3 separate regions of the Homo sapiens genome follow, and regions 1 and 3 are each linked to region 2. Evidence: chromatin contacts called from ENCODE Hi-C or POLR2A ChIA-PET data. All regions are on one chromosome and are shown on one strand. The core of a region is the stretch at or near the end of the contact, and the rest is flanking DNA. Distances in the headings are between cores, read along the strand shown.

Region 1 (3,330 bases), core at 79-2,578, 100 kb after region 2:
AAAGTGCTGGATTACAGGCATGAGCCACTGCGCCCGGCCTGTTGTGTGTTTTTTGAATTTTTTTTTATTTTTTATTTTTTGAATGAGCTACTGTCCTGACTGGGATTCTCCCAAAAACTGATCTTGAGACAGGATGTAAGTGCAAGCACTTGATTCATAAGGTGGTCCAGGAAACACTGGTATGGGAGGAAGGGAGATGGGAGGAGCAACCAAGGAGGGGCAAGTTACTGACATAGACACCTCTGGGGCAGCTGGAGCTCCATCTGCCCAGGAAAGCCAGGGCTCAGATCAGTCCCTCTGTGCTGGAGCGAGGGAGCTGGCACACTTACCCCAACTCACGTCAAAGAATAGCTGGCCCCAGACAGACGATGCCAAAGGCAGGGCCCTGCCTACGCAGGCCATGAAGGGACAAGTTGTCTGTAGATAATTGTTTCATTCTTTTAAAAAATTTTATTTATGCCAGGCTCACACCTGTAATCCCAGCACTTTGGGAGGCCGAGGTGGGTGAATCACCTGAGGTCAGGAGTTCGAGACCAGCCTGGTCAACATGGTGAAAACTTCTCTACTAAAAATACAAAAATTAGCCAGGCGCTTGTAACCCCAGCTACTCAGGAAGCTGGGGCAGGAGAATTGCTTGAACCTGATGGAAGAGGTTGCAGTGAGCCAAGATCATGCCACTGCACTCCAGCCTGGGGGACAGTGTGAAACTCTGCCTCAACAATATATATTTTAAAAGTTGGGGGTCGTCACTCTTGCCTAACATGGAGTGCAATGACATGATCACAGCTCTTCATAGCTTTTAACTCCTGGTCTCAAGCCATTTTCCCACCTCAGCCTCCAAAAAAGCTGGGACACAGGCACACATTACCACATCTGGATTTTTTAATTTTTTGCAGAGACAGGGTCTCACTATGTTGCCCAGACTGGACTCAAACTCCTGGCCTTAAGCAATCCTTCCAACTTGACTTCCCAAAGTGCTCTGAGATTACAGGCCTGAGCCACCACACCCACACTCTGGAGAGAATTCTACAATAATATTGGGTCTGGAATTTGCTCCTTCCAGTGGGTTCTTGGTCTCGCTACCTTCCAGAATGAAGCCACAGACCCTCGCGGTGAGTGTTACAGTTCCTAAAGATGGCATGTCCGGAATTTGTTCCTTCAGATGTTCAGATGTGTTCGGAGTTTCTTCCTTGTGGTGGGTTCGTGGTCTCGCTGACTTCAGGGGTGAAGCCACAAACCTTCGCAGTCAGTGTTCCGGCTCTTAAAGGTAGCGCAACCAAAGTTGCTCATTCCTCCTGGTGGGTTCGTGGTCTCGCTGGTTTCAGAAGTGAAGCTGCAGACCTGCACAGTGAGCGTTATAGCTCTTAAAAATGGCACGTCCAGACCTGTTCGTTCCTCCTGGTGGGTTCGTGGTTTCGTTGGCTTCAGGAGTGAAGCTGCAGAGCTCCGCGATGAGTGTTACAGCTCTATAAAGGTGGCGGGTCTGGAGTTGTTCACTCCTCCTGGTGGACTCACCGTCTCGCTGACTTCATCCAGGTGTGAAGCTGCAGACTTTGCCATGGGTGTCTTACAATCAGGGCAGACCCAAACAGCCAACAGCAACAAGATTGCAAACAGCAAAAAAAAAAAAAAACAAGCATCACACAGAAGCATACTGAACAGGTTACCACTGGCGGCACATGGTGGCCAGCTTTTATTCCCTTATTTGACCCCGCCCACATCCTGCTGATTGGTCCATTTCACAGGGCGCTGATTGGTCCATTTTACACAGTGCTGATTGGTCCATTTTACACAGTGCTAATCGGTGTGTTTACAAACCTTTAGCTAGACACAGAGCGCAGATTGGTGCATTTACAATCCTTTAGCTAGACAGAAAAGTTCTCCAAGTCCCCACTCCACCCAGAAGCCCAACCGGCTTCACCTCTCAATATGACCAACTATAAATCAGTGTTTTTATTATTACCATGCACAGACAATTCTAAACATCATCAGAGATGTTTTCCAGGTTCCTAGATCTTTTGTTCATTCAAGTTCCAGAATATTTCCAGGGTTAACTGTTGAGTTTTAATGATATATGTGAAGCTCCAAGTTCACACTTTTTATTATTCATTCTTTAATAAACTTTATATTGTACATGTAGAAGTTAGTTCTGCAAACTCCCACCCGGTTCAGCCCTGACATGCATATTTAGCTACAAGCGTCTGTTTCGAGAGTGAATTCCTAATGCTCCAGGACCTCTCCAGCTCATTCAGGTGCAGTTTCCGTCTCTAAACCTCTGGGTCTCATGTTCTTAGGTCCCAGCAGGATACTCAGAATAAGCAGCTACAGCCCAGAGGCTGTGAGGGCGAAAAGACAGAGCTTGAGTTACTTTCATCAGCACTTAGAGTTTTCGTTTTCACTTGGAGTTTCCATTTTCACTCAATATTTCTCTACGGTGAAGGCAATCAAAAACTGCTAGAACTGATCCCAGAGAAATAAAGACCTCGACAATGTTGCCCATTCTGGAATGTACTGTGAAATGGGATTTTTAAAAATCTCTGAGAGGCCGGGTGCAGTGGCTCATGCCTGTAATCCCAGCACTTTGGGAGGCGGAGGCTGGCTGATCATGAGGTCAAGAGTTCAAGACCAGCCTGAGCAACATGGAGAAACCTAGTCTCTACTAAAAATACAAAATTAGCCAGGCGTGGTGGCACATGCTTGTAATCCCAGCTACTCGGGAGGCTGAGGCAGGAGAATCGCTTGAACCCGGGAGGCAGAGGTTGCGGTGAGCCAAGACTGCACCACTGTACCCCAGCCTGGGCAACAAGAGCGAAACTCCGTCTCGAAAAAAGAAAGAACTCTACCAAAGTTATACTTACGTTGAAGACGTTTTCTAACATTTTGTACCCATTGCTTCATCAAAAAGAAACTTTACAAAATTGAAGTTAATAAACAATGCTCATCCATTCCCTAGGAGAGAATATGAGCTGACTATTCAGCCCACTGTGTTGAAGCCTGGCTATTCAACACAAGTCCATGAGGAAGACCAATGTTGACAAAATCACTTGACACAACTGCAGAAAAGAAAGCTGAAAATAGAAACCATAATGTCATTATCCATTATCGTGACTGATCAACATGAAGGAAAGTTTTTATCACTTTTCTGATGCCATTTTTCCTCATCATGATTTCATACAGAAAGGTCATTGCAAGCAAATTCTCATCTGCATTTCCTTTTTTTTTTTTTGGAGACAGAGTTTTGCTCTTGTTGCCCAGGCTGCAATGCAGTGGCACACTCTCAGCCTACTGCAACCTCTGCCTCCTGCGTTCAAGCAATTCTCCTGCCTCAGC
Region 2 (3,012 bases), core at 127-2,626:
GGGTGGGTGGTATGGCACTCACAGCACTGCCTGCAGACCACCACCTGACAGCTGGGCCGGTGGTGCCAGCTAATGGCTCCCTAGTTTTCTCGTAAGTCAGACGTGGCCAAAGCAAAACACTGAGCACACAGGTTGCCTTGAGGAGCAGTGACTGCCTCAAGAGCTCAGGGCTGAGGAGCTGGCTCCAGACAGCCTGTTGCCAATGTTCAGCAACATCACCCCACTCCTGGTTACTGATCGACCTGGTGTGCTCTTGAGAGTACCCCCACCAGGCCTCATGGGTCAATACTACTGTTATTGTTGCTATTGTTATTACCAGGCCCCGCCCTCCTAAAGCATTTGCATATTTTCATCCTTAATCACAGAACCAGAATCAGTATCTTCCAGAAGAGAAAACTGAGGCCCAGGAGAAAGCAAGAGGCTGTGCTGTGCTCCCAGGGCCTTCCTGGCTCGCTGTGGCTTTGAGCTCCAGGTCTCTCAGCTAGACAATGAGAACGTCGGCCCACGCGCGGCACAGTAAAAGCCCAAAATGCTATGATGGACGGGGTGGGCCGCTGGCTGCAGAGCCCTCCATACCACAGAGCATCTCTGGCTGGGAGAAAGGAGCAGGCTGAGGCCTGCAGCAGAGCGCGGGGTTGGGGACCGCTCCTGTTGGGCCCCAGCAAGGCGCCCTGAGACCCCTGCTCCATCCCTGCCGCTCCCCACCCGCCTGCTCCTAGCCTCTGTTCTAGCTCTGCCCGCGGCGGCCACAGCCTCCCCGAGCCGCCGGCCGGGCCCTCTGCTGCCCTCTGGCGGCCCGAGCGCGCGGTGCCGAGCTCCGCGCCTGAGGCCCTGAAACCCCGCGTCCGCCCGGCGGTCGCCTCCCGGGAACAAGAGCCCGGCTGGGGACCGGAGCGGAAGGGGGCTGGGGCTGGGGCTGTGCTCTGAGGACTGCAATATACGGTCCGCGCAAGCACTCAGCAAACGCTGCTGCGCTTACTGGGTTACTTACTAGATTCCTATTCTCTGGGGAAACTGAGAACCAAAGAAAATAAGTGTACGCGCGCGGGAGGTGCAGGAATGGGGGTCCTTGCCCGAAGTCGCAGAGGGACAGGGGCACCGCCGGGACCAGAACCCCGACGCCCCTGCGGCCGCCGAGCCCGCGGCAGTGGAAAAGCGGAGTCCGAGCGCCTCCAGCCTCAGCCCGACCCTGGACTGCTCCCCCCAGCCCCCGCGCCCAGAGAGCAGGAGCCCGGCAGCGGGTGACGAGGTCGCCGGGACTGGGAGCCGGTGCGGGGGAGGCGGGCCCCGCGGGGCGTGACGCACCGAGCTGGGAGGGCCGGGGCGGGGCAGCCGAGCAGGCTGCATATAAGGGCGGCGGCCGGGCGCCAAAGCCAGAGCAAGCGGCCTGTGCCCAGATCCTGGGAGAACCCCAGCCGAGCCCAGCCTAGCCCGAGCCCAGCCCGAGCGGAGCCGGAGCCCCAAGCCCGAGCCGCGCCCAGCCCGAGCAGAGCCCTCCAGCCGCTCACCCCGCGTGCCACCCCAGCGACCCTCAGCCGCTCTCTGCCCTTCTCTCGGCCCCGCGCCCGCCCTCGCGGCCCCTCTGCCCAATGAAACTGGCCGCGATGATCAAGAAGATGTGCCCGAGCGACTCGGAGCTGAGTATCCCGGCCAAGAACTGCTATCGCATGGTCATCCTCGGCTCGTCCAAGGTGGGCAAGACGGCCATCGTGTCGCGCTTCCTCACCGGCCGCTTCGAGGACGCCTACACGCCTACCATCGAGGACTTCCACCGCAAGTTCTACTCCATCCGCGGCGAGGTCTACCAGCTCGACATCCTCGACACGTCCGGCAACCACCCGTTCCCCGCCATGCGGCGCCTCTCCATCCTCACAGGTGAGCCGGGGGCCGGGCAGGTGCGGGAGGGAAGGGCGGGGAACCCTCGGCCAGGGCGCCCCGCGAGCGCCGGTCCGGCTGCCGCGCGCCGAGTAGTGCGCTTCGCGCTTAGAGAGGCTAGCGCGCCCCGCGCGGCCTCAAAGTCAGCCCGACTTGTCCCCTGGGCGGCCACCCTCACCTTCTCCTTTTCTGCTCTCTGTGCCCCCTCTAGGAGACGTTTTCATCCTGGTGTTCAGTCTGGACAACCGCGACTCCTTCGAGGAGGTGCAGCGGCTCAGGCAGCAGATCCTCGACACCAAGTCTTGCCTCAAGAACAAAACCAAGGAGAACGTGGACGTGCCCCTGGTCATCTGCGGCAACAAGGGTGACCGCGACTTCTACCGCGAGGTGGACCAGCGCGAGATCGAGCAGCTGGTGGGCGACGACCCCCAGCGCTGCGCCTACTTCGAGATCTCGGCCAAGAAGAACAGCAGCCTGGACCAGATGTTCCGCGCGCTCTTCGCCATGGCCAAGCTGCCCAGCGAGATGAGCCCAGACCTGCACCGCAAGGTCTCGGTGCAGTACTGCGACGTGCTGCACAAGAAGGCGCTGCGGAACAAGAAGCTGCTGCGGGCCGGCAGCGGCGGCGGCGGCGGCGACCCGGGCGACGCCTTTGGCATCGTGGCACCCTTCGCGCGCCGGCCCAGCGTACACAGCGACCTCATGTACATCCGCGAGAAGGCCAGCGCCGGCAGCCAGGCCAAGGACAAGGAGCGCTGCGTCATCAGCTAGGAGCCCCGCCGCGCTGGCGACACAACCTAAGGAGGACCTTTTTGTTAAGTCAAATCCAACGGCCCGGTGCGCCCCAGGCCGGGAGCGCGCGCGGACTGGCGTCTCCCCTCCCGGCGATCCGCCCCCAGCACTGGGGAGGCGCCACTGAACCGAGAAGGGACGGTCATCTGCTCCGGAAGGAAAGAGAACGGGCCAAGACTGGGACTATTCCCCACCCCCGGTCCCCCATTGAGGCCCGCCACCCCCATAACTTTGGGAGCGAGGGCCCAGCCGAGGGTGGATTTATCTTCTCAAAGACCTAAGAGTGAGCGCGGGGTGGGGGAGGGATGTGAAGTTATCCAGCCTCTGCTAGGCTTCAAGAAACCG
Region 3 (3,302 bases), core at 321-2,820, 80 kb after region 2:
ACTGCCTCCAGTGTTTCTTTTAAATTGAGGATGAGTAAGACAGCAGTGGACTAAGAATCCATCTCTGGGTCCGTTTCCCATCTCTTGGAGCTTTGAGCTGCCATGTCAGAAGTCCAGCTACTGGGCTGAGAAGGCCATGTGGAGAGCCCCAGAGGAGCCCAGTCTTCCAGGCACCACCCAAGCCACCAGGTACCCTCTAGACCCACACCAGTGGCTAGGTAAGTACCCCTGAATGAGCCCCAACCACAGCCATGTGGAACCGAAAGACCTTCTGATGGAGGTCCACCTACCCAAATTCATATCTAATCAAATGGGCCTGTTTCAAGCCACTGCATTTTGGGATACAATAAATAATTGGAGCTGTATATTGAGCCAGGCTTGTCTAACTCCAAGATCTGCCACCATGAAAAGACTGACTCCTAGAAGATGAGAGACTTGGTTTGACAGCAAGGGAGATGCTCCAAAAAGAAGTTTCGCACAGCCTCATCTTTTGAAAATGAGAAAAGAAAGTCACTCTGCGAGCTCAGGACAATGCTGGAACCTCTATGGCCTGTCTTGGGCTGGCCCAGCACTCCTCGACCCTCTGGACTTGCACACCTGAGCCTTCCTGCACCTGGGGAGTAGGCATGATGCATCTGACAGCGCCACGCCACCCTACCCAAGGCCCGCTTCCTCTCCCCAAGAGGCCTTCTCAGCAACTTAGAGCAGCCTGCGGAACACATTGCAGTAAAGGTCCATGGGCTTCCTGCCTATCAAAAAATACAGCTTTCTGACCAAGGCTTATTATGCGATCTTCCCGGGAGACGTCATTAGTAGCGTGAATGGCTCTTGCCTTGCCGGAAGTGAAGGTGAGGCAGTGACAAGGTCATGTCCAGAGTGAGTAATTATTGACTTTTTGTCCTTGTTCCTTCATGTCCAAATTACATCTATAGTTTGTAATGCTTTTGGTTTATATTCAAAGAAAATGCAAACGCAGAACACAACAGGAAGGGCGCCATGACTCAGATTGCTGTGCCCCTTCCTGTCTGCCCAGCAGCCTGGATGCTGTGGAGCCTTTGTGCAGAGCCCAGAGCTTTTGTCTGAACCATGCGGTGGCAGAGCCACACTGTGACTTCGTGTGTTTGTGCTCTCTGTGTTTGCCAAGCACTTGTGTGTTCTCTCTCTCCACCACCTCACAGTGACTCAGCACTGTCCTTATTTTAACTATAGCTGCTTTCAAACCACTGACATCTGCAAAGCCATAGTGGACAAGGTTTCCCACTCCCATCTCCCCACAGAGCCACAGCCAATCCAGCAGGCCTACCTGCAGTGAGTCCAGACTGCAGGTGTGTTCAGTTTGTTCTGCAAGGTATTTTTAAAAAGGGGGGGTCAAATTACCAACCAGAATTTCACCTAAAAGCAGTGGCAGATGCTGATGTTTACCAAGCTGATGTTTTCCCTGCTTCTTTAATTACAAATCCTGATTTTTAGACAGCGCAGCAATGTGCCCAACTAAAAGACTACATTTCCCAGCCTCCCTTGTGGCAAAGTGAGACCATGTGACTCAGTTTTGGCCAATGAGATGAAAGAAGAAGGTGGCGCAAGGGTTAGGGGGTGGCTTTCATTCTTTCCTCCTTTCTTCTTCCTGCTGCCTGGATAAAAACAAGTGGCCATTTTGAACTCTGAATTGGCCTTGACAGTGGAAGCCACTGGCTGAGAATGGCACAGGAGAGAGAAGAACCTAAGTCCCTGTAGACTCTAAGAAGCCACAAAACCAGCCCTGAACTACCTACCTCCTGACTTCTCCATAAGTAAAAATGCACTTCTTTCTTACTTAAGCCACTGTAATGGTGAAGTTACTGTTATAGGTAGCTAACCTAATCCTGAAACACTGCTTCTCTTGAAAACTCAAAATATCTAGTGATCTGAGCATATGCTCTTTTCTTCTTTATAACAGCTTTATTGACATATAATTCACAGTCCATACAATTCACTGATTTAAAGTGTACCATTGGCCAGGTGCAGTGGCTCAAACCTGTAATCCCAGCACTTTGGGAGGCTGAGGCACAAGGAACACTTGAGTTCAGGAGTTCAAGACCAGCCTGTGCAACATAAGGAGACTCCATCTCTACAAATAACTTAAAAATTAGCTGAGTATAGTGGTGCATGCCCGTGATCCCAGCTGCTTGGGAGGCTGAAGTGGAAGGATCACCTGAGCTAAGAGTTTGAGGCTGCAGTGGGCCATGATCATGCTACTGCACTCCAGCCTGGGTGATAAAGGGGAGACCCTGCCTCAAAAAAATAATAATGATAAATGAAACAAAAATAAGGTGTACCATTCAATGGTTTCTAGTATATTCACTCCTATCCCCACTATATATAGCACCGCTGTCTACTTTCAGAATATTTTCATCAACTCCAGAAAGAAACACTATACCCATGAACTGTCACTCACCAATCCCCCCTAACCACACTCTCACCAGCCCCTGGCAAACACTAATCTACTTTCTGTCTCTATGAATTTGTTTATTCTGGACATTTCATATAAATGGAATCATGCAACGTGTGGTCTTTTGTGCCTGGCTTCTTTCACTTAGCTTCATATTTTCAAGTTTCATCCATGTTGTGTCATGTTTCATGATCCAAGAAGTCTTAAGACTGGGAACAACCCCTACCACAGAGTGCTTTAATGCTGTCTCATTTTGATCCACAGAAGAAAACAGTGAAATGGAGAAAGTACGCACTGTCTTCTCTACTTTACAAAGGAGAAACAGGCTATGCTCAATCGAGTAATTTGCCTAAAGTATCCAGTGCACCCTCCATTCAACAGCCTCCCACCATTCTGCCTCTGAAATGTCTGCTGCACAAAATAATTGGAGATTCACATTTTGTCAAAATCCTCAAGGTCTAGAAAGTTCTAGATCAACAATAAAGTGGTAGATGAGGAGACTTAATCCTTTCCTATGGCCTGTCCCCTCCACAGTCTGCAGGACCTGGAGACAGAAGAGCGGAGGGAGAAGCAGAGCCCGACACACAGACCCCGTGGGGACGCCTGGGTTCTGGTTCACACTGGGCTGTTTGGGAGCTGAGCCAAAAATCCGAGCCAAAATCTCTGTTTTGTTTTGTAGTGCATGGTGGGGAAATGAAAATTTTGGTTCCATCTGAGGTTTGCAAATCAGCATGCATTGTTTTGGGGCATTCAGTTTCATTGAAACCTCGGGAACACAGCAGCTGCCAACCCCACAGCCCCAGGGAGAGCTGTGTCTCGAGGTGGAATCATCTTTTTTGGCAGAGGTGAAGCCTTCTCTGAGTTTTTATAATTT

The links. Hi-C counts contacts between places; a loop is a spot of excess contacts on that map. ChIA-PET counts read pairs that join two places held with the same protein, here RNA polymerase II (POLR2A). Pooled maps may share reads with other maps.
Region 1: a pooled map shows a loop between it and region 2 (5-fold over the local background). The contact joins the enhancer-like site here to the promoter of RASD1 in region 2. A Hi-C loop is called at or near these places in 3 of 168 maps with a recorded cell type or tissue (astrocyte of the cerebellum, endothelial cell of umbilical vein and transverse colon) and 7 of 50 pooled maps. POLR2A ChIA-PET finds 5 or more read pairs at or near these places in 12 of 52 experiments (CD4-positive, alpha-beta T cell, CD4-positive, alpha-beta memory T cell, H1 and 9 more).
Region 3: a loop to region 2 is called in a map of heart right ventricle, with 16 times the contacts of the local background. The contact joins the enhancer-like site here to the promoter of RASD1 in region 2. A Hi-C loop is called at or near these places in 14 of 168 maps with a recorded cell type or tissue (PC-3, cardiac septum, dorsolateral prefrontal cortex and 6 more) and 18 of 50 pooled maps. POLR2A ChIA-PET finds 5 or more read pairs at or near these places in 11 of 52 experiments (A549, AG04449, AG04450 and 8 more).

Annotation. Positions count from the first base shown.
Region 1 is chr17:17,390,154-17,393,483 of GRCh38, reverse strand. No RefSeq gene overlaps it. Among named protein-coding and RNA genes, the nearest start is that of MED9, 85 kb to the left of the region's middle. RefSeq lists an enhancer at 1,220-1,449. Within about 2 kb of position 1,328, at least 2 of the 41 ENCODE cell types and tissues checked have a DNase peak (open chromatin) inside an H3K27ac peak, as active enhancers do; they include CD4-positive, alpha-beta T cell, where a contact is called at or near this core.
Region 2 is chr17:17,494,759-17,497,770 of GRCh38, reverse strand. It overlaps RASD1 (ras related dexamethasone induced 1), which reads left to right and starts at 1,376. Exons shown (of 2, transcript NM_016084.5): 1 at 1,376-1,875; 2 at 2,087-3,012. The coding sequence starts at 1,590. The coding sequence ends at 2,646. RefSeq lists silencers at 656-885, 936-1,065, 1,226-1,445.
Region 3 is chr17:17,414,504-17,417,805 of GRCh38, reverse strand. No RefSeq gene overlaps it. Among named protein-coding and RNA genes, the nearest start is that of MED9, 61 kb to the left of the region's middle. RefSeq lists a cis regulatory region at 1,178-1,188 and an enhancer at 1,111-1,255. Within about 2 kb of position 1,570, at least 17 of the 41 ENCODE cell types and tissues checked have a DNase peak (open chromatin) inside an H3K27ac peak, as active enhancers do; they include PC-3, dorsolateral prefrontal cortex, endothelial cell of umbilical vein and 2 more, where a contact is called at or near this core.